2 separate regions of the Homo sapiens genome follow, and region 1 is linked to region 2. A link is a loop called in an ENCODE intact Hi-C map of the cell type or tissue named here. Cell type or tissue: PC-3. All regions are shown on one strand. Links, peaks and the distances in the headings refer to the core of each region. The heading gives the core; the rest is flanking DNA.

Evidence for each region. Hi-C counts contacts between places; a loop is a spot of excess contacts. Peaks named below come from ENCODE experiments on the same cell type or tissue, not always from the same donor. Only the 100,000 strongest peaks of a DNase experiment are listed, where the experiment ranks them.
Region 1: a loop joins it to region 2, with 21 times the contacts of the local background. A loop is called at or near these places in 15 of 110 quality-filtered maps.

Annotation. Positions count from the first base shown.
Region 1 is chr11:20,435,697-20,451,632 of GRCh38, forward strand. The region is part of intron 10 of PRMT3 (protein arginine methyltransferase 3); the gene reads left to right. LOC124902808 (a long non-coding RNA gene) reads left to right here and starts at 5,874. Exons shown (of 2, transcript XR_007062965.1): 1 at 5,874-12,069; 2 at 13,145-14,375. RefSeq lists an enhancer at 14,790-14,959. In PC-3, for the core only: a CTCF peak has its summit at 8,137 (motif pointing left); no DNase peak of the experiment used is centred there.
Region 2 is chr11:20,118,688-20,134,623 of GRCh38, forward strand. LOC107984418 (a long non-coding RNA gene) reads right to left here and starts at 13,702. Exons shown (of 3, transcript XR_001748477.2): 1 at 13,614-13,702; 2 at 8,568-8,680. It overlaps LOC124902643 (a long non-coding RNA gene), which reads left to right and starts at 4,253. Exons shown (of 3, transcript XR_007062615.1): 1 at 4,253-4,924; 2 at 9,144-9,398; 3 at 11,619-13,614. NAV2 (neuron navigator 2) reads left to right here. Exons shown (of 38, transcript NM_145117.5): 38 at 1-2,914. In PC-3, for the core only: a CTCF peak has its summit at 9,733 (motif pointing right); DNase peaks (open chromatin) are centred at 7,444, 8,234 and 9,754; H3K4me3 peaks cover 169 bases; H3K27ac peaks cover 1,850 bases.

The DNA.
Region 1 (15,936 bases), core at 3,200-11,199, 310 kb after region 2:
TATGTGTCTGCTTTTATGCCAATATCATGCTGTTTTGGTTACTATAGGTTGTTGACATCAGGAATTGTGATGCCTCCAGCTTTGCCGTTTTTGCTCAGGATCACTTTGGCTATTCAGGATCTTTTGTGGTTTCATGCAAGTTTTAGGGTTGTTTATTTCTACGAAGAATGTCATTGGTATTTTGTTACACTGAATCTGTAAATCACTTTGGCCAGTATGGTTATTTCAACAGTATTAATTCTTCCAATTCATAAGCATGGGATCACTTTCCATTTTTGGTGTGTTCCCTTCAATTTCTTTCATCAGTATTTTGTAGTTTTCATTGTAGAGATCTTTCAACTCTTTGTTTAAAGTTATTCCTAAGTATTTTATTTTACTGTAGTTATATAAATGGGATTGCTTTCTTGATTTCTTTATTACTTCCCCTGGGTATAGAAATGCTACTGATTTTTGAATATTGATTTTGTATCATTCAGCTTTATTGAATGTGTTTGTCAGCTCTAAGAGGTTTTTAGATTTTCTGTATAAGATCATGTCGTCTTCAAACAGGAACAATTTGTCTCCCTTCTTTCCAATTTGGATGTCCTTTATTTCTTTCTCTTGCCTGATTGCTCTGGCTAGTATTATGTTGAATAAAAGTGGTGAAAGTGGACATCCTCATCTTATTCCATATCTAAGAGGAAATGGTTTGAACTTGTCCCCATTCAGTATGTTGTTGGTTGTGGGTTTGTCATTGATGGCCTGTATTGTGTTAGGTACGTTCCTTCTATGCCTAACTTGTTGAGAGTATTTATCATGAAGGGATGTTGAATTTTATCAGATGCTTCTCTGTGTCTTTTGAGATGATCATATGGCTTTTGTCCTTCATTTTGTTGAAGTATCATGTTTATTGACTTGTGTACATTTTGTCATCCTTGCATATCTGGGATGAATCCCACTTGATCATGGCAAGTGATCTTCTGATGTGCCACAAGATTTAGTTTGCTTGTATTTTGTTAAGGACTTTTACATCTGTGTTCATCTGGGATATTGGCCTGCAGTTTGTTTTTTTTTTTAATAGTGTCTTTAACTGATTTTGTTATCTATATAATGCTAACCTCATAGAATGAGTTTGGAAGAAATCCCCCCTCTTGATTTTCTGGAAGAGTTTGAGAGTAATCGGTGTTAGTTCTTTAAGGGTTTGGTACAATTTAGCAGTGAAAGCATCGGGTCCTGAATTTTTCTTTGATAGACTTTTTATTACAGATTCAATCTAGTTACTTGTGTTCTGTTCAGATTTTCTATTCCTGGTTCAATCTTGGTAGGTTGTATGTGTCCAGGAATGTATCCATTTCCTCTAGGTTTTCCAATTTGTTAGCATATAGTTGTTCATCATAGTCTCTAATAAACATTTATAATTCTATGGTATCTATTTTAATGTCTCTTTGTTTCTGATTTTATTTATTTTGGTGTTTTCTCTTTTTTTTTCTTGGTTAGTCTAGCTAATGGTGTGTCAATTTTGCTTATCTTTTTTAAAAACCAGGTTTTCTTATTGATCTTTTGTATTTTTTAAGTCTCAATTTTGTTCATTTCTGCTCTGACCTTTGTTATTTCTTTCCTTCTACTTTGCTTTTCTAGTTGTTTGAGATGCATCATTAGGTTTTGTATTTGAAATCATTCAACTTTTTTGATGTAGACATCTGGTGGAGCAGTTGCCTTTTCTAGACTTCCTAGTGTTGCAAAGGGAAAGATTAGTGTTCCAGTTGGGAATGGTGTGGTGAGTATGTTTCCAGATAGGTGCAGTGGTATAGTCTCTTTGCAGCTTCTTGACCTGTGTTCAACATCAGCAATAATATGAGTGACTCAGTGGTATAGGCTGTAGAAGTTTGTGGCAGTGGTGGCAGCAGCATAGTTTTTTTTGTTGTTATTTTTGAGACGGAGTCTCGCTCTGTTGCCCAGGCTGGAGTGCAGTGGTGCGATCTCGGCTCAATGCAAGCTCCGCCTCCCTGGTTCATGCCATTCTCCTGCCTCAGCCTCCCGAGTAGCTGGGACTACAAGCACTCGCCACCATGCCCGGCTAATTTTTTGCATTTTTAGTAGAGACAGGGTTTCACCATGTTAGCCAGGATGGTCTCAATCTCCTGACCTCGTGATCCGCCCGCCTCGGCCTCCCAAAGTGCTGGGATTACAGGCGTGAGCCACTGCGCCCGGCCGGCAGCAGCATAGTTTTTAAGGTACTCAGTTGCAGCAGTTTGGGAGATCCTCATGTTTTCATTTTTCCTACAATAGGAAGACTTAGCTGACCCTGCTGTTAGGTCTGACATGGTCTACAAGCAGCAGCAGTGGTGCTTGGAGCAGCAGTGGGGCCACAGTACTGCATCAGAATCCCATGAACCTTTTGTGTTACCTGGGTCTTTGGGTGCAGATTCACCCTCTGTGGCAGGGTTGGATGTAAGTTTCCCACAAGAACTAGGATCTGTGACAATGGAGGCACCCTCCAGCAGCTCGGAACCAGAGGGCTCAGTTGTAACTGTGGTTTTACTCAAGCCACAGCACTGGCCTGACCCTGGGGAAGCAGGGATGTTCTGGAGGTTTGGGCTGGGGGAGCAGGGTACACTGTACAGTAGTGACTTTAGACACTGGGATGGTGGGTGTTGGCTGTATCCCAGACTCTGTGAGGCTGGGTGCAGCAGCAGCAAGTACCCTAGAATGGTGGAGCTCAGCTGTCATTTGGGCCCTAAGGGTGGCAGGTGGCCTAAAGGCACAGTGATGACTCTACTTCCCAAGGAAAGGGGTGTCTCTGCAACTCGGACTCGTGGGGGTTAGTCTAGCTTCAGGCAAGCAGGGTACTAGAGTCATTGTGTAGGGTGGGGTGTCTCAGCTCAGCCACTGCTCTTGTTTCCCTGGGATGCAGCATACTGCATCAGCTCAGCCCTGGGATGCACAGATGCTTAGCTTAGCCAGGTCACTGATTTCCCAGAGGGTGATAATCCACTTCACCATAGACCTGTGGGGCATTACTGTTCTGGGCAGCCCAGGTTCCATTTCTCATGATACTGGGTGCTACTTCAGCTTACCAAATGGGGTCGTGGTTTCTCTGGGCAGCCAAGGCACCATTTCCTGGGATGCAGGGCACTGCTTCAACCCTGATGGCAGAGGGGTGTTACTGCTCTGAGTGGCCCCAGTACTCTTTTCCCAGGAGGCAGCATACTGCTGCAGCTCCAGCTTGAGGGGGTGGGAGAGGGGTAGGTGGAGTGCCTCCACCTCTGCTTTGACCCTACGTGTAAGGGTGTAACAGCTGCTCACAACTCTGCCTGGGGAAGTTGGACCACCAGACTGGGGTGGTTCAGCAGCTTAGCCTTAGAGATGAAGGGGAGCCATGGCTACTCACCCCTGAAGCAAGGTACACTTCAGCCATAGTTTCAATTCCAAGATGGCAGTAGCCACACAGGCACTGGGGGCAGGACAGAGTGTCATTTTCCCTTGGGAGAGCACAGCTATTTGGACCCCAGGCAGCTCCTTCAGCTGGCATATTGCTTGTCAGGACTGCAGGTGACCCCAGTGGTGAGGTCTGTAGATGTCCAATGTGTTGATGGAGGTTGCTGGGATCCTCTTGCTTACCTCCTTGCCATAGGGAGAAGTTCTCCTGATTCCCACTTGATCCTGGCTGGGATTTGGGGTGGTAGGAGACTGGTGTTCCCTTTCATTCTCAATGTGGCCATCCTGAGTTTTTGTGCTCACCAGCGTTTCTGTTACTCCACTGATGTCTCCAGAGCTCTCCCTGGGTTATTTTCATTAACATAGTTGTATATTTCATTGTTCTTGCTGTCTTTGTGAAAGGGGCAAGTGCTAGTGGCTTCTAGTCAGCCCTTGCTGATATCACTCTCCAAAGCCACCAATTTTAATGTACATTGCAGTTTCAGACATTGTAGTATTGGGGGAGGTGTCCATTTTAGAACTGATGAAATACTGTAAGTAAGTGGAGATAATATTACCATGTTTGAAGTTTGGAAGACATTGTAAAGATGTCAATTCTCTTCATATTAATCTGTAGATTTAATGTAATCCAGCAAAAATCTCAACCATGTTTATGTGGAGTTTGAAAAAGCAGCTTTTTAGGTAAATGAAAAAGAAGCCCAAAAGCAGCCTGTATACTCTTATGAGAATAAGGTGGGAGGACTTTGTGTACTAGATATCAAGCTATAAAGTATACTACAGCAATTAAAACAGTGTTTTACTTGTGCAAAGACTGACAAACAGACCTGTGTAACCCATACTCATAAGGTCACTTGATTTGTGGTAAAGGTGGTACTACAGAGTAGTGAGGAAAGGATGATGCTGAAACAACTGAATGTCCTTACTGGGGAAAATAAAAAGAAGTAAGATTTCTACTTCATAGAAAATGAAGAAATCAGTTCCAAGTGGAGTAAAGTTCTAAATGGAAAAAGAGCTTTAGAAGATAATAAAAGGGGATATATTTATGACTGGATAGAGAAAATTTCTTAGTCAAAACCCCCAAAATACTAATGTTAAGAGAAAAGATAGTGGCTCACTCTTGTAATCCCAGCAGTTTGATTGGCTGAGGCAGGAGGATGGCTTAAGCCCAGAAGTTCAAGACTGCATGAGCTATGATTGCACCACTGCCCTCCAGCCTGGGCAACAGAGCGAGATGCTGACTCTTAAAAAGAGGCCGGGTGTGGTGGCTCACGCCTGTAATCCCAGCACTTTGGGAGGCCAAGGCGGGCGAATCACGAGGTCAGGAGATTGAGACCATCCTGGCTAACACGGTGAAACCCCATCTCTACTAAAAATACAAAAAAAAAAAAAAAAAAAAAGAGAAAATAAATTGGACTGGACTACATCAAAATTAAGAAATTCTGTCATAAAAAGACACATTTAAGAGCATGAAAAGCAAAAACAGTTGTTCTGGATGTCTTTTATGTACAATGATGATGAATAAATTGATATGCTTTTATCAAAATGGTTAGTATTCTACTATATATTAAAATAGTAATATTAATTTTTCTTGAATTTTACAAAGAAAAAATTTGAAATTATATTGAAGCATCCACTGAGTACTTACTGTGTCCCAAGCACTGGTTACTGTTGTGTTTGGCAGTTCTTTTTACTAATCCTTTATTGGATATGTGGTTTGCAAATATTTTCTCCCACTCTGTGGCAGGTCCTTTCGTCCTTTTAACAGAGTCTTTCATAGAGCAAAAGTTTTTAATATTGATAAAGTCTAATTTATCAATTATTTTTATAGATCATGCCTTTGGTATCAAGTCTAAAATTTCTTAATCTGTAGTTTCACCTCTCCCTTTTTTTTTCTTGTCTCTTGTGTTCCTTTAACAAACCCTAGTAGTCCTCAATATAACATCTGAATTACAGGTTGATATATTGTAATAATACACAGAAAATATCAAATAAGTATGTTTATGATTCAGATTTTACTTTCTGGTACTAGAAGATATTTTATGGTCGTTTTATACTGCCTAAACTTGGAATCAAAGAATCCTGGTCTTTCATTGGAAAATGATATGTAGAGATCATCATCTATGTTCCTACAGACCAGATGTTACTAACTTTTTATTTATTTATTTATTTATTTATTTATTTATTTATTTATTTATTTATTTATATATTTTGAGATGGAGTCTCGCTCTTTCGCCCAGGCTGGAGTGCAGTGGCGCAATCTCGGCTCACTGCAAGCTCCGCCTCCCGGGTTCACGCCATTCTCCTGCCTCAGCTTCCTGAGTAGCTGGGACTATAGGCACCCGCCACCATGCCCAGCTAATTTTTTTTGTATTTTTAGTAGAGACGGGGTTTCACCATGTTAGCCAGGATGGTCTCGATCTCCTGACCTCGTGATCCACCAGCCTCGGCCTCCCAAAGTGCTGGGATTACAGGCTTGAGCCACCGCGCCCAGCCTGTAATTAACTTTTTAAATATAAAAAGTCACAAATCTACACTCATATTTTCCGTGTAAGATTATGGAATTTTTACTTGAAGTCTTTGATTTTATACTTGCGTCTCTTTACGTCTGTGCAGAAAACCTTGGTTCCTAAGATGATAATTGCTTTATCATATAACCTACCTACAATAGTTTCAGGTTTTTTTTTTTTTTTTTTTTTGAGATGGAGTTTTGCTTTTTTTACTCAGGCTAGAGTGAAATGGCGTGATCTCGTCTCACTGTAACCTCTGCCCCCCAGGTTCCAGTGATTCTCCTGCCTCAGCCTCCCTAGTAGCTGAGATTACAAGTGCCTGCCACCACGCCCGGCTAATTTTTGTATTTTTAGTAGAGACGGGGTTTCGCCATGTTGGCGGGGCTGGTCTTGAACTCCTGACCTCAGGTGATCTGCCTGCCTCAGCCTCCCAAAGGGCTGGGATTACAGGCGTGGGCCACTGTGCCCGGCTAGTTTCAGAACTTAAATACCAACTTTACTACTATACAATAAGACTTCTAAATGCAGCTTAAATTTTGTTTATATTTTCTTATAGAATGTATCTCATAAGAAATGTACAGTCAAAATATTGTTTTTTTTTTTAAAGTCACTTGTAGTCACTATTTTCACCTATTCTGTTACCAACTTGACATACAACCAGATTTCAGTGTTTTCTTTTTTTCAATTTTGGGGAGGATTGCTTCTTTTTCCCTTGTTTAGTTTAATTTTGTGTTTTAGTTATGCAAAAAATTACTAATTTTTTAGTAATTTTTATGTACATTTTAAGATAACAGGACATTCTGTTTCTTCTTCTGTTATCTTCCTTTGTGGATAGATGACCATTTTCTTTTTATTTTTGGGGTTATTTTGAAAATATTAGATATGTATATATTCACCCTTATGCAAAAGTTAGCATATTCTAGATATTGTTCTATACTTTGCTTTTATTCAATTAAAATTCTTTCTCAGAAATCACTTCATTATTCTATAGAGATATTTCTCATTCCTTTTTATGGCTGTGCACACATGCACACCAACTTTCCTAGACAGGTATTTGATTAATTCTGCACACCCCCATGACCTGGACTAATATTCATGTATATTTCAAATATAAGGTTTTTATTCTTGTGTAGAATAAATTGTATAGACAATTACATTCTACGTAATTAATGCTCATTTGAATTTTACCCATTCTTTTGCTATTACAAATAATATTGTATTGAATATTCTTGTATATGTGTAATGTCATTTTATATTGCTAGAGGTGAGATTGATATATCAAAGGGTTAATGAGGGCTGGGCATGATGGCTTATACCTGTAATCCCAGCACTTTGGGAGGCCAAGGCAGGAAGATTGCTTGAGGCCAGTTCTGGAGGGATGGAGAAAGGGAAGGAGAGGGCAACGTTACTAGTTGTTGCCAAATTCTCCTCAATGCTGTGTACCATTTGACTTTCTTACCAACAATGGAATGAGAATACCCATTTTTCCTCAGTCTTACCAAAGAGTGTGTTGAAGGGTCATTTTTAAATTATTGACTTTAGGTTTTTCCTGCCACCCAGGCATTGTAAATCAGGGTTGTATGTTTGGGGCCTGTCTTATGCATATTGGAGACGGGGTGGAGTTAGGGAGGAAGTATGTGTTTGACTGCTCAACACCAAGGTTCTAAACTGAATTGGGGAAATGGGTGACAGCAGATGAGACTGTAAATTCACATTTGCTCTGTAGATATATTTGTTTGTCCCAGCTCTGTTATTTAGGGCAGTTTCTTCTTAGAGTTCTCACTTTGGTTGAACTTTGGGCTTTGTCTCCTATTTCCTCCATGTTCGTTGACTACATGGAGAATTACAAGAAGCCAAACTATCAATGACACATAATAACCTAATGTTATGCACAATTATGAAGTATTGTTCTTTGTCCCTGATAATGTTTTTAATAATTGTAATAGATATTCGTTGAGAGTGGAATATCCAGTTACCATTAATGAATTTTTTTCACCCACCATGGGGGATTGGGAATATTGTTTTAGAAACTGTTTTTGTGGGTCTGGAATAAGACCCACACGTGCCTTGGGAAAGATTTTTAGAGATTCACTTTTTCCTTTGATAGACTTGCTTATTGGGCGGTTTTCTGCAGTCTGAGGAATAGGGCCAATTTGACTGTCAGTCTTTTGTTGATTAAGTGAGAGTGCCATCCAGTGGGAGAAAAAGCTAATACAAGTTTTTTAAACTTTAGAATATGCAGAGGAAATTATTTCTTGTGCTAAGTTATGTTCTCCAGAAGTCCACAATACTAAAAAGTTGGGAACTGTATGTTGGAAGGTGAGAGAAGTGGAAGAAAGTAGTCTTGCAGAACAGTAGCACGCATATAATAGGGACCTAATAAGTAGCCGTTATTACCATGATTCTTCTTCTTGCGTGGAAGTTGGTGATCAAGTTAAATAATAGGTAAATTAGGAGCTTCTCTGACAGATATTTGTGATTAATACATGTAAAATTCTATTGTCATTTTTTGACTATGTGATATACAGATATTATAAATTTTATCCTTTTTTGTCTTTAACCCTATTACTCAGGACCCACCCCTGGTCCCCAAAAAAATGTTACCAGTTTCTAGTATATCTGTCTTAAAATATTACACTCTATTATAAACATGTATGTATATTTCTTGGCATACTCATTCATTTAACAAATAGTGTGGCTACTATGTACCTGGCACTCTTCTAGGCGGGATAAAGCAGTGAACCTCATGTTCAGTGTAAGGTATGCATATTCTACATATTGTTCTGTACCTTGCTTTTTTCGTCAATAAGTTTCCCTCTAATGACTGTTATAGCTGCATCCCACAAATTTATTCAATTCAAAATACACCCTTGTGATTTCTGCTTTGGTCCATGGATTATTTAGAAGCATGTTTAATTTCTAAGTGTTAAGAAATTTTAAAAATGTCTTTCTGTTATTAATTTCTAATTTAATTTGGTTGTGATAAGAGAACATGCTCTATATGCTATCATTCCTTTAAATTTGTTCAGACTTGCTTTATGGCCCAGCATGTGGTCTCTCTCATTGAATGTTCCACATTGATTTAGAATGAAGTACCTACTCTGTTATTGTTGGAGTGTTACGTAATTACCATTTGAGTCAAGTTGTTCAGGTCTTTTAAATCCTTATTTATTTTGTCTATTAATTCTGTTAATTACTGAAAGAAGAAGAATGAAATTTCTACCTATAGTTCAGGGTTGTCTCTTTCTCTTTTCAGTTCTGTCAGGTTTTGCTTCAGGTATTTTTATATGGTTATTAGGTGCATACACATTAGGTTATTATGTGTCATTGATAGTTTGGCTTCTTTATCATTATGAAGTATTGTTCTTTGTCCCTGATAATGTTTTTAATAATTGTAATTTTCTTATGGTTAATGTTTAAATGTTATGGGTTTTCCCACCCTTTTTCTTTAAATATAAAAACATAGGTTAAAAGTGGATTTCTTCTATATAGCACTTTCTTGACTTTTCCTTTTCTAAACCTCTCTTACAATCTCTTCCTATAATCTTAATTTTTTAAAAAAAATCAGTTTCACTTTTTCTTTGCAAAATGTAGTATGAAAAACTATTGTCTTTTTAGCTTGTGATTATTTGCCTTTTTGTTTTCTTTTTTAAAATTTTATGTGCAAATAGTGTATAACAATGATGTAAAATTTGCAAGATATGAAAGAGTTTATATTGAAGAGTTAGTCTCCTTCCCTTCCTATACCCCTACTATTATATTCCATACACAGAGGCAATCATTTTGTCTAATTGTGTACTGTTCCACACATGCTATAACCATTTATAAGCAGATATGAATGTGTTCTTTTTGCTTTCACCCACGTTATTGTATATTATATATGCTAGTTATATAAATCTTTGTATAACCTTTTTAGTTGTGAAATGTACCATACACAGAAAATTGCATAAACTTACAGGTACAGTAATAACGAATAGTTATATAATGAACACCTGTGTGATCATCAGCCAGGTGAAAATATAGAAAGAAGACATCCAAATATCATTTCTCAGTTAGAACTCCGTACCCCAGAGGTAACCACTCTCCTGACCTTTATGATAATCATTTCCTTGCCTTTCTTTTTGCTGTTACCACTTATACTTACATCCCTAAACAGTGTAGTTTATATTTACCTGTTTTTGAAATTTATATGAATGGAGCAAAACATACCTTTTTCTTTTTAAAATGTGTTTTTGCTTTCTTCACTCAGTCATGTTCATAACATTCATTTATATTGCCTATAAGGATAATTTATTTTCTATAGATGTCGTTGTATGAATGTACCACAAGAAAACACATCATAGGAAAAGGTTTTTTAAATTTTACTGTTGGTGGGCACTGGATCATTTCCAGTTTATTACGCAAATAATAGTGCTGTAGTGTGCTTGTACGTGTGTGCTCTTACACTTCAGCACTCATGTCTGGGTATACAATTAGGAGTAGAGTTGCTAGAGCACAGGGTGTGCTGCTCTTACATGTTAATTCCAAAGTACTGTACTTTTCCAAAGTACTGCAGTAAAATTTTATTTCATACCTCCATAGACTTCTCAACCCTGGGTATTGTGTGACTGCTAATCTCGTAGTCATGTAGTAGTTTCCCATTGTGTTTGAATTACTAATGAAGTAATATATTTTTTGTCTTATGAAGTAATTGTATATAATTATTTTGCCCATTTTTCTTTTGGGTTGCATACTCTTTTTTTTTTTTAACAATTAGTATTCTTCATTGGTGATGGAAAATATACAAACGTGTATATGTGTGTGGCTGGCCAATATCTTTTCAGACTCTGTGACTTCATTGTTTTTATGAGCAGAGGTTCTGGGTTTTAACATAGTCAAATGTATTGGTCTTTATGGTCAGACTTTTTTCCCACAGGAACATGAAAATATTCTCCATAAGCTCTATACCTTTCCCTTTTACATTTAGGTCTTTACTCCACTCATACAGTTGTGGGAATACAAATTGTCATAGTCTTTCTGTGGGCAGTTTGATGATACATATCAAAATTTTGAATGTGCCTATCCTTTAATCCAAGAATTCTACTTTAAGAAATTTATCTTGGCCAAATACATTAAACATTGTACAAAGATGTCTATGTGTATATATACAGATGCCAACACAACATTTTCCTACCCATTCTATGGCAAATAAGTGCAAAGGGTAAAGGTATCCCTGTTGAGTGATATCATCAGCCGCCTGTATTTTGCCAAGTGCCTAACAGTGTAATATAATCTTTATCAGTCACTGTGGAGCTGTAAGGAAAGTATCTTACCCAAAAGGATTTTATATAATTACTTTGAAAACTCTCATGTAATTTCATTATCACATTTATGATAAATTAGGTGGTTAGCATTAGCACATTTTAAGATGGAAGGGTCAAGTGATAGACTGGGGAATCATTGAAAAAACTTTGCAGTAAAAGTGTTTAATATCTAAGGCTATTATAACAGTGAAATAAATAGAGATTGCATTGCATTCTGTAAGACCTTAAGTTTGGTGCTTTTTTTTTAAGCAGAGAACACAGTAGATTAGGAAAGAATGCTTATTTATTTGCATTTTGGATACCTCTAGAACAGTGGTTTTCAATGGGGTGGAAGAGGGGACAGTTTCACACTCCTGGGATTATTTGAGCTGTGGGCAATCTCTGGAAACATTTTAGATTGTTAGAATTTGGGACTGTGGGTTGGGTGGGGACAATGGTGCCGGTGAGTAGAGCCCAGGAATGCTGCTAAACATCCTTCAATGGACAGGAAAGCCCCTACAAATTTATCTGGCCCAAAATGTCATTAGTGTCAATATCGAGAAACCCTGCTTTAGAATGATTGTTTCTATGCGTTGATAATAAGTTAGCCTCTAATTTGGGTCATATTATAAAGGTACTTGACCTGGTATGGGGCATAAAGGATTTTCTTGGAGAGGTGACATTATGACAGTATACTTTGTTACATGAATATGTCATAGAAGACATCATAATCAACCTGCATTTAACTAATTCACCAAATTTGTGATGTTCTGCATTCTTTTTACGTAACACTTTGCTAGGTTCCTGTGGCTCTCTCTAAACACGTAAAGCCACCTTCAGCTTGCTGCCACTGTTCTGCTTCTGTCAGTTGCGTTGTTTACCAAGATCTTATTGTGTTTGTTTGCCTGCTTATTTATGTAAAATCAGTTAAATATGAACACAAACTATTGACAAGATTATATAAAGGATATAGTTGGTTTTTTTCTATGCAAACAAAAGTGACTGCTTTGGAAACACTCAGGAAGAAGAAAACACTAAAAAATGCTATGGAATGGAGCAAGTAAAATTGTTTTACTCACAAACAGTTGTAAATTGTTTGTAAACAAAGTGTTTTACTCCATTCCACAATTTTTTTTAGTGTTTTCTCCTTCCTGAGTTGTCTCCTCCTAGTTTGAAGAGCCCGAGTAGGAGGGTGGAAATCGTAGAATTCAAGGAGGATTCTCTACTTGGCAAGTGCTCATAGATTTTTTTTTTCTTCTATTTAAAGTAACCAAAACTGGAAATTACCTAAAACCTATGAATTTGTTTTAGATAGGGAAGATGATGAGGATTCCAGTCAGTGGATATATCCTCAAAGAATGCTGGCAAACGAATCTGTATGTTTTTACTTGAAATGTCTTGTTTCCAATTAACAACTGACTGCCAGCTCCAATCACATCAAAAAATTCTGTCTACAGTGAATGTTACAGAATTTGAGAGTAATACTGGTAAAAATGTTATCAACTACTTATTATGATTCAGAGATATACTACATAGAAATTATGATTATATTATATAGGCTTGTGTATTTGTTGCAGGTAATCTTTAAGTATTTCAGATTATTGAGTCTTTGTCATCATCCTTCAGATTAACTCTTCCATTATATTTGTAACTCTACCTTGTCTTACCTTTTTTTTAATAGTTAAATTTTGCCTAGAGATGTATCAGTAATTCAGTTATTTGAACTAAAAAAAGTTAGAAAGGCACCTTATACTGAAGGTATCAAAAGTTTCATTTATCACTAATGTATCTAATCCAAGAAGATATGAACAGCCATTTTAAAGACAAGATTCCCACTTCAATGAATGAAGTTAATATTCTAGTCCCTGATTTAATTCCATATGTTCCTTTATAGTAATCATTAAAGTATAAATGCAGTATTTAATTTTTTAAAAGTAGATGTCACTGTTGGAAGAAGAATGCCCATGAGCATCATGGGAGAAAATATCAGGCGTAATTCTCCTTCCAGATGGCACCCCTACAGGTGAGGCAGCAGCCTGTGAAATTACAGTCTGAATTACACTGCAGATGAGCGGGGCATTTGGACCAGAGCCTTCTGATATCAGTAATAAATGACTTGGTTCAGAACCAAGGACAATTCCCAGGAATTTAAAGGCTGTTGTATCACATAGGGAGCCTATCGTAAAATGAAGTTTAGCAAAGTGGAAAGTTGAGAGAAAGGACAATGACCATTAGCAATACGTATGTGAATCTTTTCATCTGCTAATATTTTTAACTGGATATTTTATCTCATGAATGTCTTATTAGTTCTATATATATGCTAGTATTTGCATTGATTTTTCCAAACTAATATTTTCACAATGAATAGTGGCTAAGGGCCAGTTGCCAACTGAGATATTACTCTGAAATGATTGCACACCTGTTGTAAATTCTAATCTTGTTTAATATGGTCTATGGAAAATTTTTCATTTTTGCAATGCTTGAATCCTTAACAAATGTAGTATAATACACATACTAAATCTTATTTTCAATTAGACAAATCAATTTAAGAGGCAACATAAAAGGGTGATTCAGAACTTGTATAGTGAGATCAAGGTTCGAATTCTGTCTCATTCACTCCCCATTTATGTGACCGAACTATTATTTTAGATCGCAACTTACTTAACATAAATAAATTAAATTGGAATAACAATAAATGGTGCTTTGGGGAAGAATTAAATGAAATAATTTTTATAGAGGCATCACAATGAATTTTAACGATTATCACCACCATTATTTGTCAGTTTTAATTTTAGAAAACAAAATATCATTTTAAAATAACATTTTAATTTCTACCACAAAAATAAAAAGCAGTTTCATTTTAACAAATATAATATTACACATAGTATTAATAACTTTTATTTATTCATTTTAAAGTTACATATTGAGTTCCTACTATGTACCAGACACATTTTCAGCCTTCAGGAATATAGCTTCAAACAATATGACAAAGTCCTTGATCTTGGAGCTGATATTTTAGTAAGGAGACAAAATAAAAACAAAAATAAATAGTATTTTCATTCATAAGTGCTATGATGAAATACAAAGCAGGATAAAGAAATGGAGCTTGATGAAAGAAAAAGAAAGGATATTTTATGTAGGAACATCAGAGAAATTCTTTGTGATAAGGTAACAGCTGAGCTGAAAGATAGAATACTAGAAAACAATTTGACAATGACAAATCAATACAAACTTTTTTGGGCCTTTGTCCAAAAAGGATTGGAATGTAGTGAATACTTAATTTGTACTAAAGTGTTAATTTTATTTATTTTATTTTCAGTTTTGAAACACAGCAGTCTTGCAGATAGGGACCATTTTTTTCACCAAATCTATTATGTTTTACCAGCCAATCTTTTCTTCGTAAGATAGATGCCTTCCATTTAATAATTCCTTGGCATAAATTATAATTCACTATAAGCAACAGTTGAATGCCTATTTATAAGCATTTGTGTGTGAAATCTGCGTGAATATGTCAGATTGGTAAAGATTTCTTAGTTGAATCCCATAAGTCCCTTGTTCTTTGAATACATAGATAATATTAATGGGGAACTAACTTGTAAGAATTTTACATATTACTGAAGTACTCTATCCAGAAAAACATGTTTCTGTCAAATCCTTAATTTTCCTAATGTAACATATTGATAAACAAGCTTTGTTCCTAAGCCTCTGTTTAATAGGCAGTTATTTTTGTATCAATGAATCAGTGAGCTGGGGGGAATAGGTCAATACCGACGTAGAGTTGCCGGCAATTCAGTTCAGTTCCTTTATAAGTGATTCAAGCATGAGAGCTGTATTTTCTATAAATTAAAATTGCTGTTAATCTCTTGTGAAGATTATCCATTCTGGGTTTGCAGGTTTTTCTTGTTCTAGAGAAACCTTTAAAATGTTTTTTTAATGTGGTTAAAGAATATTATACTTACCCCACTGATCATTTATTTGTGAACAAAACAAATGAGTGGATGAGAACAGTTTTGATATAGAATGCTAAAGTAAAGGTAAAATTAATGTTGGTTCACCCTGAGCAATAAGATGTACTATGTGCTGAGCACTTGGCTTTCCCTGCTGCATAGGGCTGTTGGGGGGTTGGACCCTAGAAGGAGAAAGACTGACTGAAACTGATAGTGATTTCTCAGTCATGATTATTTGTCATTTGTATAATAAACTGTGAAGCACAGTATTGGAATGTAGCGTATTTGTGACACCAGTAGTGGCAAATTCTTTTTTCATTTGTACTGTATTATTTACCCTTTCTTGGTAGAGGATTCATTATCATACTCTAAAATCGGTAGTACACCAGGATCATGTTTCATGAATTTTATTTCCATGAACACTAGTTCTGCAAGGTGTTGATAGATGTTAAATAGAAAAAAAAAAGGTCTGTAGTCAGAAAGTGGGTAATACTTGGTTAAAATATGTTCAGCAGTTCTCTTTACCATGAGAACTACTCAGAACTTTTAGTGTGCTCATGCACATTATGAATCTCTAATAGGAGGATATGGCAGCTGGCGTTTCTTAAACCTTTTTGACTAAGGATCCCTCCACTTTCTTTTTTGTTTTTTTTTTTAATACCAAAAAGAAAGTCACTAGACAGGAAATTATTTGGGAAGTGGTTTTCTAGACTAGAGTTTCTCAACCTTAGTGCTATTGACATTTTGGGCCAGGCCATTCTTTCTTGTAAGAAGCTGTCCTGT
Region 2 (15,936 bases), core at 5,409-13,408:
AGAAGCACGGCTTCCCCTCAGCACAGACCCTCCAGACTGGGTCTCAGAGCCGTGCCACCCACCCTCCCACACAGCCGGCCACAGGGAGAACTGGTGCTAACCAGGGTGCTTGCTTTGGTCACGTTCAACGCACTACAGAGCTACGACACAGGGAAACCTTAGGAGCAAATAAACCGTGCTTTCATGTTTTTTAAATGGTGCTTTCCTTACCCGAGAGGTATTTTGCCTGTTCCAATCAAACCACCCCATTCAGGTCCATCAGCCTCTGATTAATATCCGTGAGAGTGAGTGACGGAGTGAGAGTGTGAGCGAGTGGATGTGGCTGTCAGTGCAGAACAGCATGTGTCTCTTTCCTTCTGATATATGAATGAATCAGGTTTTTTTTTTTTTTTTTCTGCAAACACTGTGTATAGTGAGACTTGTTCTACTTTGGAGAACAGGTTACCTTTTGAAAATGAGGTTGAGTTTCTTCCTTTCTGATGCATTGATTTTTGAAGATTTTTTTTTCCCCCTTCCCCTCTTGGTCAGAATCAATCCTTTGGTGAAAGTAAGAACCGCAGGAGTTGAGTTTTGGTTTGGTCCTGCTCAGTTTTGGTTTTTAGTTGTCCATCCTCACAGTCCTACACACTCGCCTCCTCCTGCTAGGGCTGGGGGTATCTGTGTCCTTTAAAATGGATGAGGACCTGGTCCTCGACATGTGGGTGAGCCATGGACCTTGCCTTCCCTTCTCGTCCTTGAGGGTTTAGAACACACACCAACACCTCCAGCGTCCCCGCCCCAGCTTCCGGTGGGGTGATGCGGTCACCCTGCAAAAGACTTGCACTTTCCTCAGAACCAACATGACGCAGCTCAATAAGGGTGAGGGTCACTCCCTCCCAGAAGCCCCGTCTGGACGAGCCTTGCCTGACCTCTTCGGTGCTGACCTTCCCAAAGTGATGCCTTACTGGTTTTGTACTAACTGTGTTCATTTTACATAAGTGTCGTGCCTGCCTGGGGTTTGTTTTTTTTGTCATTGTTTTCCCCATTGAAACAAACAGGGCTAAAAAGTCATCTGTTCATTAGGAGAACTCAAGTTGCTGTGACTTTTCTCATCCAAAAGACTCATTTGTGTGGATGCGTGACCATGGGAAAAAGAAAAAAAAAAAGATCCATTTTTTAGGTTCTTTTCGGTCTCCAGCTGACAACCCAACTGGACAATGATCTGTCTGGTGCAGGAGAAGGCAAAAGTTTCTACAAGTCTACATGACCTTGCTGATACTTGTTCTAATAGAAACCCAGTCTGCTGTGTCTTCAACATACTGGTATTTTCATTACAAAGTATGGTAAATTTTTGAGTTGTTTGTTTCTGTTTTGTAAAGAGAATCCTTATTGGACACCAGTGAAGGTGTCTCTGTTTTAATGATCAGGGTTTTTATTCCATCTTTTGCATTTCTTCTATTTCTGAAGGTTTGTCTCTTGGCATCTTTTTTTAGTTTCTTACCATAAGAGTTTGACCCGAAACTGCTCACTTCACATTGGATGACACCATGTTCTTCCTCTTTGAAAAGAAAAGGGGAATGTGTCCCACTAGTGAAAGGAAAACTTTTCAACACTATCCCTGCTTTAGTCTCAGCAAACTCAGACTATTCTGCTTAGCCTTCATTAGTCATCTGGGTGTGAGTGTGTCTTGTTCTGTTTTTCTTTTTAATAAAACTTTTAAACCATATATTTAGCCTGTGACCAGGGGGGCCAAACCCTAAGATTTCTGGTAAACCTGAAGGGTGGCCCTCCTCAGACAATTTATCTCCCAGCAATGACCCTACTACACTCGCGTACTGTGAATTTGGGAGGAGGTAAAGTTGACTTCTCCTCGTGGGCAGTTTTCCAATCACCTTGTGAGTAGACACCTGCCAATATTGTTTGAAACCTTTTTTTAATATGACATCCTCTCTTGTCATTCTCTTCTCCCCTTTCCCACAGACTTCCCTCCTGGGTCCAGGTTCAGAACCAAGACTTCTGTACCTAGTGCTGCCTGATTGGTGAACATTGACTTCAAGTAGCATAGCCCTTGTGTGACTCACAACTCCGTGTCCTTCCTAAAGTTTCGGGAAGCAGGGTTGTCTAATATGCACATTTCTTATTTTGGTCATATTTTTACTTTAGTGTCACTCACCTTTTACAAAGTGACTTTGTACTCATTTAGGGCTCTATCGGAAATGCTTCCATTTTGCCTTTTCTACAGTTAGGCCAATTTTGAAATATATAAATTCTATGCAACATTTATGTTGAGTTACCAATGGAAGCCAAAAGTTCTCTTCCCAAACTGCCAAGAATGATACAGGCCATAATTGAAATGGGAATACCTTTTAAGTTTCATTAGGGGTGGGGTGGGAGTGGGACAGGAACAAGACTTGCCTAGATCTTTGTTGTATCTTGGGGACTTTTACTTTGTTGTTTGATGCTTAAACTTCAAAATTCTCTGTATTCAAATTTGATTGTGGCGAATCTACTTCAAAAAGGAAAAATAATCCAACTTTGTGGATATTAAATGGAAGGTTTGCTGTTTTGATCTAGTTGTTTCCAGTGGAGCAGTTTTATGAAATATGTTCTATAAGATGTACATTTTTTCATTGTAACATAGAAATTGTAAATAATTGATTAAAGTGCTGCATTTTGATGAATTTTTTCTAGCCATTTTTAAAGAGAAAACTAGGAATTGAGTATTTTGTGTACGGTATGTTTCCATCCTCCCTCCCCTTCCTCCTCCCCTCCTCTCTCTCTCTTCCTACCTATTTAATTTTCATTTGTCATGAGGTTTTTGGATTTGCCAATGATCTGCTGGACATCATGCCCCATGTCATAGAGAATAAAGCTGATGATTGTACCAGTCTTAAATTATTCATGATTCAATAAAATTGATGCTTATTTATTCAGATTAGTGGTTTGGCTTGTCTGTGCTAGAGCAAGTCCTCATAGGAGTTTTATTTCATGCTAAGAGCAAGTCAGTCTTATCTGGATGCAGCAAATGCAGGGAAAACCCCAAACCTTTGCAAACCCATCTTGGCTAGTATGCCATCAATATCCCACATCTTCTCAGTTTCTCAGGTCTTCTTGCCACTCCTGTGGAGCTTGTTAGAACTGTAGAATTTCAGATCCTCTCAGACTTTATGAATCACCAGGGATCTAGTGGATCCTCAATTTCTAACAAACTCCTAGGCAATACCAGTGCTCTAGTGCCTGGACCACACATTGAGTGGCAAGCAACATCAGTGTCCAGCCAGCCCCCTAAGTCGATCCCTTGGCATGAAAAGGATTTTTTTTTAATGTATTGAGTACCTACTAATTTCCAAATGCTTTCCCAAATACTCAGTATAATGCAAAATGATGCCAGAGAGGTATTCTTACTCCCATTTTACAAGTGGAAAAAAAAAAAAAAAAACAGAGAAAATGACGTGCCAAGGAACCTATAGCCAAGAAGTGAGTTGGAGTTTCAGCCCCATCTTCTGACCGTCCTGCCTTGCCAGGCTGCCTTCTAATCTTGGGGGCCTCCTGTCACATTGCAGCTCACATCCATAGCAGACACAGGCAGTGGGAGATGACCTTACATCTCAGCATTCACTTTGAATAGCAACAACAAAAAAGGCATGGTTTGGAGTCCTGTGGGTTCACAGTGAAATTGATCCCACATGGCTGGCTCAACTGCTCACGACATGAAGTGTCTAACTCTTAACATACAACAGTGGCCCAACCAGGGAGGAGGTAAAGAATCCAGATATTTAGCATAGGCAGTTTTAATCCCTGTCAAAAAAATAATAAAGAAGGGGTAGTACAAGTCTGACGACTAGATGTCCTGAATTCCAAGATTCTATGTCAAACATTCTATCCCATTGCTCCATGATATATTCTGAGGTTACCTAGGAAATATGATCAGCATACATAAAGGGGATGGTGGACAGATGGCTTTTTAAAGAGCAGGGAAGAGCCAGGTGCGGTGGCTCACGCCTGTAATCCCAACACTTTGGGAGGCCAAGGCAGGTGGATTACCTGAGCCCAGGAGTTCAAGACCATCCTGGCAACATGGTGAAAGCCCCTCTCTACTAAAAATACAAAAAATTAGCTGGGCGTGGTGGCACGTGCCTGTAGTCCCAGCTACTCAGGAGGCCGAGGCACGAGAATCACTTGAACCAAGGAGGCGGAGGTTGCAGTGAGCCAAGAATCACGTCACTGCACTCCAGCCTGGGCAACAGAGCAAGACTCTGTCAAAAAAAAAAAAAAAAAAAAAAAAAAGAAGAAGGGAAGGACAGGAACTGCATAACTGCATTTACGTACTCACTGGGTACCAGACGTATAGAAAATTTCACTCTATCACATATAATTACAGCACCTCTAAGAGGCAGGTGTGATTATCTCCATTTTATAGTTAAGAAAACTGAGGCTGAGTAATGTTAAATTAATACATAGTAGAAATGGAATTCTTGGTATATCTGATTCAAAACCCATGCCTTTTCTGCTACGCTAAGCTACAATCAACTTAGATAGGACTTCGATGGAGGATTACACATCCCTTCTGCATTAGCTCTTTATTGCTGTGTAACAAATTAACCCCAAATTTGGCAGCTTACAGCAGAACATTTTCTAACAGTTTCTGTGGATCAGGGGTTCAGGTATGTCTTGTTGAGTACTGTGCCTCAGGGTTTCCCACAGAGCTGTAGTCAACATGTCTGAAATAAAATTTGCAAGGAAGAAAATATTTAAAAGCAAGAACAATATAAATCATATTTAATGGTAAAATGTTAAATGTTTTTCCTTGCAGATTAAGAAACAGATAAAGATGTCTCTTACCACCACTGAATATTGTGGTAGAGATCCTAGTCAATACAGAGAAACAAGAAAAATAAATTATGAGGATTGGAAAAGGAAGAAATTCAACAGTCTTTATTCACAGGTAACACTTTGTATTTAGATTATGCAACAGAATTTACCGGTAAGTTATTAGAAATAATAAGGTAACTAAGTTTTCAAAGTCAGTACATAAAAATCAGTTGAACATCTATATGTTGCCAGAAGTTTTAAATTTTTAAGAATACCAATTTAGGCTGGGCACGGTGGCCCACGCCTGTAACCCTAGTACTTTGGGAGGCCGAGGCGGGCGGATCACGAGGTCCGGAGATGGAGACCATCCTGGCTAACATGGTGAAACCCCATCTCTACTAAAAAATAGAAAAAATTAGCCAGGTGTGGTGGCGGGTGCCTGTAGTCCCAGCTACTGGGGAGGCTGAGGCAGGAGAATGGCGTGAACCCGGGAGGCGGAGCTTGCAGTGAGCCGAGATCGCACCTCTGCACTCCAGCCTGGGGACAGAGCAAGACTCCATCTCAGAAAAAAAAAAAAAAAAACAATTTAAGAGCACAAATGTCAAACACTGCAGAATAAATGCAATATAAGGTGTGCAAGACTTCTATAAAGAAACCTATTAAACATAGTTGAGAGAAATTAAACCCCAAATAAAAGTAGGAAAATATTATGCTTTTGAGTTAGAATACATGTTGTGAACACGTCAATCCCTGCAAAATGAGATTTGATGCAATCTCATTTAAAAGCCCAACAGAGTTTTTATAGAATTGACAAAATGATTCTAAAACTTACATGGAAATGCATGGAAACTTAATGGAAATGCAACAGGTGAAGCATAGCCAATGAACAAGAACAAGAAGAGAGAGTTTTTTCTACCAAAAATCAAGACTTATTATAAAGGTCATTAAGACCTTATGCTATTGGTATAAGAATTGACAAATAGTTAAAAAGAACAGGATAGACACCCCTGAAATAAACCCAACACACACTTGCTTTGCTATATGGAATCATGAATAATGTCTCAGAAGCAAAGAAAATGTGACAAAGAACACATGACAATGGGATCCACTGGTTTTTACTCTAAAGCCGAAGGTTGGACTGCCCTCTTCAAGGTTAGTGTAACTAAGGCACCAGCTCAGGAAAGACATTTTGTGTTAGAGCACTGTCATCTAGGAAACAGTATAAATTTTCAACGGTCAGCCATTATTTGTTGTTTGTTGGTTTTTGTTTTGGAGACTGGGTCTTACTCTGTCACCCAGGCTTGAGTGCAGTGGCGTGATTATAGCTTATTGCAGCCTCCACCTCCTGGCCTCAATCGATCCTCCTGCCCCAGCCTCCTGAGTGGCTGGGACCACAGACACACACCACTAAACCCAGCTAATTTTTTTTTTTTTTTTTTTTTGAGATGGAGTCTCTCTCTGTCACCCAGGCTGGAGTGTGGTGGTACGATCTTGGCTCACTGCAACCTCCGCCTCCCAGGTTCAAGCGATTCTTTTGGCTCAGCCTCCCAAGTAGCTGGGATTACAGGTGCATGGCACCATGCCCAGCTAATTTTTTGCATTTTTAGTAGAGATGGGGTTTGCCAAGTTGGCCAGGTTGGTCTGGAACTACCGTCCTCAAGTGATCTGCCTGCCTCGGCCTCCCAAATTGCTGGGATTACAGGTGTGAGCCACCATGCCTGGCCCCAGCTAATTTTTTAAAAATATTTGAGTAGAGATGGGGTCTCACTATGTTGCCCTGGCTGATGTCAAACTCCTGGCCTCAAGTGATCCTCCAGCCTCAGCCTCCCAAAGTGCTGAGGTTACAGGTGTTAGCCACTGTGCCTGTTGTAATTTACTGTTGAATGCCCAATAGCTGGAATACATGTGTCTGGGGTATAACAGATGGGTTGTAGCAGACATCAATAATTCCTTAATTTGGGCCAGGCCCAGTGGCTCACGCCTGTAATCCCAGCACTTTGGGGGGCCGAGGTGGGCAGATCATGAGGTCAGCAGTTCAAGACCAGCCTGGCCAACATGGTGAAACACTGTCTCTACTAAAAATACAAAAATTAGCCAAGCGTGGTGGCAGGCTCCTGTAATCCCAGCTACTTGGGAGGCCGAGGCAGGAGAATCGCTTGAACCCTGGAGGTGGAGGTTGCAGTGAGCTGAGACTGCATCATCATACTCCAGCCTGGGTGACAGAGCGAGACTCTGTCTCAAAAAAAAAGAAATTCCTTAATTTGTACCCCTTCAGCCTGACTTCACCCGAACTTCCAGTGGACAACCCCTGGCATGCTCACAGTGGTCCATCTCAAGCACCTGTGTCTCTCTGCTTCTCTACCTGGGACCTTTCTCCAGTGCTGCAGAAGGTTGTCCAGTCCTGGGGCAGAGCGGCCCACAAGGACTAGGGACTTAGTGGCCCAGGGGCAGCCTATGCCCAGCTTTCTCATCCTTCTGTGGGACAAGTGGGAGGCATGGGAGGCACCCTCCACAAGGTGCATTAGAGGATCTCCAGTGGGACTGAACGCCACGTCGCCCACAGTCATAATGAAGGAAACTCAGCTGGAATTTCTCCCTTCCTTGTCACATTTTCCTACTCCCTCCCTCAGAGCTGGAATGATGATGAGTCAGCACCGAGGGCGCAGCCCTGGGAGTCCCCTTTAAATTTTGCACCGACTCACCTCACTTGCCTCAGGAGAGGCTAGTCCTGGCCCCAGCCTCAGCCATGCTTCCTGGCACCACAGCACAAATGATCTGCACTCAACTCCTTTCTCAGGATCTGCTAAGACAACTCAGCAATTCCTCTTATTGTTATGGGTTAAGTGAGCTGTGTCCCCCAAAAAGACAGGTTGAAGTCCTAAACCCCAGCACAGAATGTGGCCTTATTTAGGAACAGAGTGGTTGCAGGTGTAATTAATTAAGATGGGGTCTCACTAGAGTAAGGTAGGCCTTTCATCTAATCTGACGAGTTTCCTCATAAGAAGACAATGTGAAGATCCAAGAGACGAATGCCATGAGAAAATGGAGGCACAGAAAGGAGTCAAGTAGAAGCAAGTGCCCACAGTCTCAGAGGGAACATAGTCCTGCTGACACCCTGACTTCAGACCTCCGTCATCCAGAACCTCGAGAGAATACGCTTCCATTGTGTGAAGTCACCTTGGGGGTGGCACTTAGTTATGGTAGCCCTAGGAAACTAGCACAATCATTTATCCAACAGAAAAGCATACATATATGGGCCAAGAAACATAGACACAAATGTTCATAGCAGCACTATTCATAATTACAAAAACTGGAAACAACCCACACGTCCGCTGATAGGACAAATGAAATTGTGATCCGTCACTGTCACCCTACAGTGAAAATGTATGTGGATGAATGTTGAGTAAATGTTGAGTGAAAACCGCCAGACACAAACTCATGCCAAATGTATGATTCCACGTCTATAAAGTTCACAATAGCCTTCAGGAGTGAGTGCAGGCTTAGATCATAGATATATAAAGGAAAGCGAGAAGGGAGGGGCAGCTGTTGGGAGGGGTGGAAAGTTGCTTTTGGGTGCTGGCACGTGTCCTCCTTCTTGACTTGGGTGGTGCTACGGTCTGAGTGTTTGTATCCCTCCAAAATTCATAAAATGAAACCTAAATCCCAATGTGTTAATATGAGGAAATGGGCCCTTACGGGGTGATTAGGTCATGGGAATCCACTGTCATGAATGAGATTAGTGCCCTTAAAAAAGAAGCCACAGAGCTAGCTAGTACCTTCCACTGTGTGAGGACACAGAGCACAGAAGCCACCTATGAACCAGAGAGTAATCCTTCACCAGATGCCAAGTCTGCTGGTGACTTGATTGTGGGCTTCCCAGCTTCCAGATCTGGAAGAAAAAATTTTCTGTTGTTTAAAAGCCACCCAGTTTATGGTATTTCTGTTATAGCATCCTTAACAGACCAAGACAGGTGGTGGTGACACAAGTGTTTGCTTTGTTGTAGATCTTTGAGCTATATGTCTTTGTTTTGTGCACCAGAAGGTTTTTAGAAAGTAAACACGACCCCAGGCTGCCCACCTGGCCATCAGTGAAAGCTGCAGTGCAGCTGAGAATGCTGCCCTTGAGCACCGGCTTTGGCCTTCACCCCATCACTAACTCACTGCTTGAATTCTCAGCAGTATGTCGGTTCCTGAATGCATAAATCGAGGACGCTTTGTCCACCTTGACACTAACTGATGTGTGAGCTTGGACAAGTTAATGCCACTCCCCTGTCTTGCAGGATTGAGGAAGGTGATGCATCACGTGTGCCAGATGCCATGAAACACTGACTCCATCTTCTTCATTCTCCTAGCTGTGATTGCTTGCCTCTGCAGTCTCTGCAGGAGTCAGAGGATGGAGCTGCAGAGCCTCTAAGGCCAGAATTAGGCCCAACAGGGGAGGATGCAGACAGGCACATCAAGACCCCATACAAAGGAAAACGTCCTAAGGGCCACAGGAATAGGCTGCTTTAACGGGATACTGAGCGCCCTGTCACCACTGGAGTTCACACAAAGGCTGGAGAACGACCTGACCGAAGCAGCGGACGAATCCTCGCCCTGGGTGACAGGTGGGTCCAGATGTCTCGGAAGCTTTGTTCACCTGGCAGGATTGCCTTGTGCAGGGGAGATAGTGGAAAGGGTGTTGAGGTCTGGAGACCTGAGTTACTTAGCCTACCCTAGCTGCTACTCTCAGAGAAGTCCTATCCACCCTCAGGGACATAGTCTTCCTCTCTAATGAGGGATTGGACTAGTTCAATGGTTCCTTAATGTGGCTTATCACCAGTGACACAGAACCTCCCCTATTGCTGCTGGATCAGAATGTCCCGGGGTGGGGAATCAGGAATACAGTCCTCCCCCAACTCCTATATTCCAGGGCCGCAATTAGGGGCAGCTCCTTCGACCTCACAGTGGCCACAAGAGGGCAGCAAAGCCCAAGCAATGCCATCCTCAGGCAGGCCCTGACTTTACGGGTGGACCTGCAAAGCAGTAAATTCAGCTCTCTCTCAGATTTAGTTAGAGTATTTTTAAAAGGATTGGGCCCTGGTGTGGTGGCTCACACCTGTAATCCCAGCACTTTAGGAGGCCGAGGCCAGTGGATCACCTGAGGTCAGGAGTTTGAGACCGGCACGGCCATCACGGCCAAACCCCATCTCTACTAAAAATATAAAAATTAGCCAGGTGTGGTGGCGCACGCCTATAATCCCAGCTATTCAGGAGACTGAGGCAGAAGAATCACTTGAACCCAGGAGGCAGAGGTTGCAGTGAGCCAAGACTGAGCCACTACACTCCAGCCTAGGCGACAGAGCAAGACTCTGTCTCAAAATAAAATCAAAAGGACCCTCAGAAGGTCGAGCATACTATTTTTCCCTCTACCTCATGCTTGGAGAATGAAGCTACATTCTCTATAAAGGAGATAGGAAAAGGAATTGATGTGTGTCAGGCATCTTCTTAAGCCAAGCAGCCTGCCTTCGTGGAGCATGTGATCTGCATAACAATCGCGTGAGGTTGGTGTCATCCTCTGTCTCATGATTGGTCAAGGGACTTGGGCAAGGTCTTGCTAATCAGAGACAGAGTAAGGATTTGAACCCAGGCCCTGCCAGAAAGCATGGAGTCTTGCTCCTATACCAGCCTGCATCCCTACCAGCCACTGCTGACTATGCATTCACATCCATGACCCCACTGGCATTCTGCCTTGGCCTTGCAGGTGAGGCCCAGAAGGTATAGTGACACTTAGGAAGGGAAACTGTCTCAGAATGGACCCTGAGCTAATGATGCTGCCAGAATAAGAATCCAGGTGCTCTAACTTCCCTTCCCAGGCAACTAGGGGAGCAGTTAGGCCCCAGACTCTAGAGTCAAATCAGGGCTCCACTGTTTGCAAGCTGTGACCCTGGGCAAATGGTGCAGCTCTCTCTGAGCTCAGCTTGCAAATCTGTAAAATAGACATGACAATATTAACCTGCAGGTGATGCTATAAGTGTCCTTCTCAGTGTAGGGGTGGAAAGGTATGATACCTTTCTTCACCCATCATAAGACTCACGAATGACACTCCTATAACAAAAGACAACAAGAGAAAAGCATAACAAATTGACTTAAAGTTTTATGTGACACAGGAGCTTTCAGAATAAAGACCTAAAAACTCAAGAGAAAACTGTCTGTTTTTAGCCTTAGACCCCATGAAGAATGCACAGCCATGTAGAAATGTGATTGGATGATTGGACAGAAAGGGTATGATCTAATGCTAATAGGCGGAGTGGGGAAACCTAGCAAGGCCCGACTTCAGATTCTTCTTGGCCTCTCTGTGTGCCGTTCCTTCCTCCCTGGTATGGGGCAAGGTCCCTTCTGGAATAAGGGTCTTATTATCTGCTATCAGACAAGGTAGGTCAGAGAATTTCTTTATGGCCAGCTCTTACACAGAAAGGCAGGGGAAAGTTAAAGTCGTGTTTCTAGGTTTTATGGCTGGCTTTGGGGAAAAGGAATTCTAGTTTTTATGGCCTGACTTGGAGGAGAAAGGTTAGCAGAAGAAAAAGGAAAAAGGACAGAAAAAGACTTTGTTTATGAAACCCTTTCAGTGTCATTCAGTTCAAAGCACTCAGCATGCCAAGACACCATACTTTGGGATATCGTTTTCTGAACCCTGACATTAGCAGCCACTGTCCACTCTTCCTAACTGAACAGCAATCGTTATCACAGCTGTTTTTAAAAGGTCACTGTCTTTGTTTTATGCTGCAATAACAGAATACCTGAGACTGGGTAATTTATAATGAACAGATATTTATTTTTTGTGGAAGGTGAGAAGTCTATGGTCAAGGCGCCTGAACTCTGGGCAAGGACCTTCTTGCCGCATCATCCCATGGCAGAAGGCAGAAAGGTAAGAGAGAGAGAAAGGGGTGAGGCGACTGAACTCATCCTTTTACAAGGGACCCACTTTTGCAAAAACTAACCCACAACCCACTCCTTCAATAACAGCATTAAGCCACTCGTGAGGGCAGAGCCATCATGACCTAATCACCTCTCCAAGGTCCCACCTCCCAGCACTGTTGCCTTGGGGATTGCATTTCCAATACACAGACTTTGAGGGACACATTCAAACCATAGCAGTTGCCCCAGATCTTGCCAGGCTGGAATTTATTTCTGGCCTCCTGTCTAGTAAAGACCAATGTAGTTTCCTGTGATTGGATTGCGGCTAGGGGACCTGGGTTTCAGTTTAGACATTTCCATGAACTTGCTGCATTCCCTGTAGGGACTCATTTCCCATCTGCGGGCTCATTTCCATGAAGTTGCTGCATTCCCTGTGGGGACTCACTTCCCATCTGTGGGCTCAGGACAGTCAGGTGTGAAGCAAAGGCAACACATCAGTGAGCCCTCCCTCACTGCTGACCCATCCCCTTGCTTCCTTGACTTTTCTTTGCTCTGTATCTCAAGTGAGCGCTGGACCTGCCTCAGGCACCACTGCGATGCAGAGGCTTGGAGGGTTTTTTGGGTTCAGTTACAGTTTCTGAGCCTCTTGGCTCTGGTCACTTTTTCAGTGGAACACTTCTTCTTCCTTTTATTTTTTAAGAGAAAGGGGCTAGGCATGGTGGCTGACACCTGTAATCCCAGCACTTTGGGAGGCCAAAGCGGGTGGATCACCTGAGGTCAGGAGTTCGAGACTAGCCTGGCCAACGCAATGAAACCCTGTCTCTACTAAAAATAAAAAAAAATAAAAAAAAAATTAGCTGGACATGTTGGCAGCCACCTGTAATTCCAGCTACTCAGGAGGCTGAGGCAGGAGAATCATTTGAACCTGGGAGGTGGAGGTTGCAGTGAGCTGAGATCATGCCACTGCACTCCAGCCTGGGTGACAAAGTGAGACTTTGTCTCAGAAAGAAAAGAAAAAGAGAAAGTTTCTCATTCTCTGTCACCCAGGCTTCAGTGCAATGGCCCAATCTCGGCTCACTGCAGCCTCAAAGTCCTGGGCTCAAGCCATCCTCCCACCTCAGCCTCCCAAGGTGCTGGGATTACAGGCATGAACCTCTGGGCAAAGCTTTGTCATTCTTCATACTTTTCGAACAAGGAGCCCTGCATTTTCATCTGCACCGGGTCCTGCAGATTATTACGTAGTGGGTCCTGGTGTGGATTCGTGTGCCTGGGTTCCGTGCCCATTCGTTGAGCTGGGGTACGGGGATCATCAGCTACACCCAGACCACACGGACCCAGAAGCGGGGGGCAGGGTTGCTAAAGAAAAACTGAAGAGCGTTACCAGAAGCAAGAATGGTTGTGGCGTCGGCAAAATTGAATACACGTGCGTATCGACACCGATGTGGGATACGTTCTGAGTAGTTGAGGGAAGACCCAAAATCATGCCGTCGGAGCTCTTCCTGGAACCGCACCGCGGCATGTGTGGCTCCATGGAGGGCGTGACGCACCGTGCAGCAATACTCGCAGCGTGGAGAGTTCCAGTCCCGAAATGGCAGCGTCAGGCAAGCTGCTTCCAATACCCCTCCCTCCGACAACCAGAAACAAATACCCAGCGCCCAGATCCACACCAGCAGCAACCCAGAGCTCCAGTCTGAGGATGAGACTGTTCCAGGGCCACAGAAAAGAGGAAAACCTCGGGCAGATGGTGAGGGAAGGGAACCTCCGTGTTCAGGACACCTCCGCCCATCCACATTCGGCCTGGCACCGATCCTGCGGAATCTCTCCCCAACGCACGGTTTCTACACTGGAACGATTGAAACTAAGGGGGTGCGCCAACTCCCCCACCTTCGCGGGTCCCCTGGCAGGAGACCTGGTCCTTGCCTTACCGCAGTAGGTGTGGCTGTGACTGAAGGGAGCGGCATCCCTGAGCACAGTCGGAGACAAAGGGAGGCGAGGGCCAACCCCAGCCCGGAAACTCTGCCCTGTAACTCGGCCAAAGGAGACGCCGCATTGGAGCGGCTGTTCCGCAGCACCATGCTGTAGAAGGTACGTTCCTCTGATGCCCTGTGCGCAAACCCCTAGCCAGCCTTCCCACACTGCCAGGATAACCCTTTTGAAACCTCCCCTGTTTGGGACAGGCCGTGCTCCCACCTTTTATTGGAGACGAGGCGAACCTGGGCTTAGGGCGCCACCTAGAGCCAAAAAAGAGGAAGCGACCTGGCCGCGAAGCTTCGCTAGGCAAGGATGTCCCACAGAAACCCAAACAAGCCAGACAGAGAAAACTGGAATAAATAATCCTTCATTGCAAAGACACAGGCGTATACCCACAAAAACACCAGCAAGCAGGAGACCATGACCTACGCAAAAGGACAAAGCAAAAATCCAGTGACTGGGCCTAACGACATGGCGATTGGTGAGCTCCCTGACCAAGAATTCAAAATAGCAGTTTTAAGGAAACTCAGTGATCTCCGAGATAGCACACAAGCGCATTTCAGAAACTTATCAAAGTTAACAAAATATTAAAGTAATTTTAAAAATCAAGCAAATCTTGAAACTGAGAAGTTCATTTGCTGAATCGCTGAAGTTCATTTGCTGATGAACTCGATAGACTCTCAACAGCAGAGGGAACCAAACAGAGGAAAGTATCAGTGAGCTTGAAGACTGGCTATTTGAAAATACAGCCAGAGGGAAAAAAAGGAAAAAAATAACTGAAAGGAATGAAGACCGCCAACAAGATCTACAAAAGTAACTCAAAACACCAAATCTAAGATCTACAAAAGTAATTCAAAAGACCAAATCTAGGAATTGTTGGTGTTCAAGAGGGAGCTGAGGCCGAGCATGTGGCTCATGCCTGCAATCCCAGCACTTTGGGAGGCAGAGGTGGGAGGACTGCTTGAGGCCAGGAGTTCGAGACCAGCCTGGACAACATAGTGAGACCTCGTCTCTACTAAAAATTAAAAAAATATTAGCTGGGCACAATGATGTGCACCTGTAGTCCCAGCTACTCAGGAGGCTGAGGCTAGAAGACCGCTTGAGCCTGAGAGATGAAGGTTGCAGTGAGCCGTGATCATGCCACTGCACTCCAGCATGCATGACAGAGTGAGACCCTGTCTCAAAAAAAAAAAAAAAAAAAAAAAAACCAAAACAGTGGGAGCTGAGCAAGAGCAAGGGGTAGAAAGCTTATTCGAAGAACTAATAACATAGTAATACCCAACCTGTGCAACACTCCTTTCCTGTGCCAGGCACTGTGCTAAGCAATTAACGTGTACTATCTCATTTAATCCTCTCAGCGACTCTATGGCGACAGTATTATTAATGGTGCTTCATGAAAGGAAAAACTCAAGGAAATATCTCTTCTTCCTATAGCGTGAGAGCCAGCTAAGGAGTGCAAGCCCCCCCCTCCCCAACCATGGGGTGAGAAGTGTCCCCTCTGTTCTCCCAGCAGTCCTGTGCTTCCCTGTTACAGAGTGCCCCCCAGTCTGCTGTGATGGCTGTGGCCCTGCATCTCTTCCACATGAAATGAGAGCTGGAGGCATGGCTCACTCCATGATACAGATCTAGTCCCTAGAACAGAACTAGGCTCCTATGGGGAAATGCAATAAGGACAGCGAACAAAGAAAGGGAGAGGTAGAAGGAAGCTCAGAAGTTTAAAGGACTCAGTCTGGCAGAAAAAGAAAGAGGGGTTGAGGAGGGAGTGAGATGAAGGGAAGTTGAGTGCAAGGAAGTTCAGAGGGGGAACTCTACAGAATGCACATGGAAAATAAAGTTAATCAGCAAGGATGGAAAGATATCTTAAACGTCAACATCAACAGAAAAAAGACCTAACTGTATATCAAATTGAACTTTAATAATTTAGTGGAATATAATTTTAATGGAATATAATCTTGTGCTTTGCTTTGTAGATGTGTTGATGGTCGTGGTATTGATGTAGTAATTCCAGCACTATTTGTGACTAAGGAATGTTAAAGCAAATATATTGTTTGGGGGAATAATAATTCTCATTCACTAAGAGAGAAGGGAGAAAACATATGGAATGAGAACAAAGGAAGAACACCACATTGCTGTATTAAATTAAAGATTACTAGTAAGACCTCCCTCTTGCTCCAGAAAGATAGATAGAGAGATGATAGCTATAAATCTGTTCCCTGAAAGAGCATAGAAGCAATGATATTATAGTACAAATGATCGCAGCCACCACACCATGAGTTC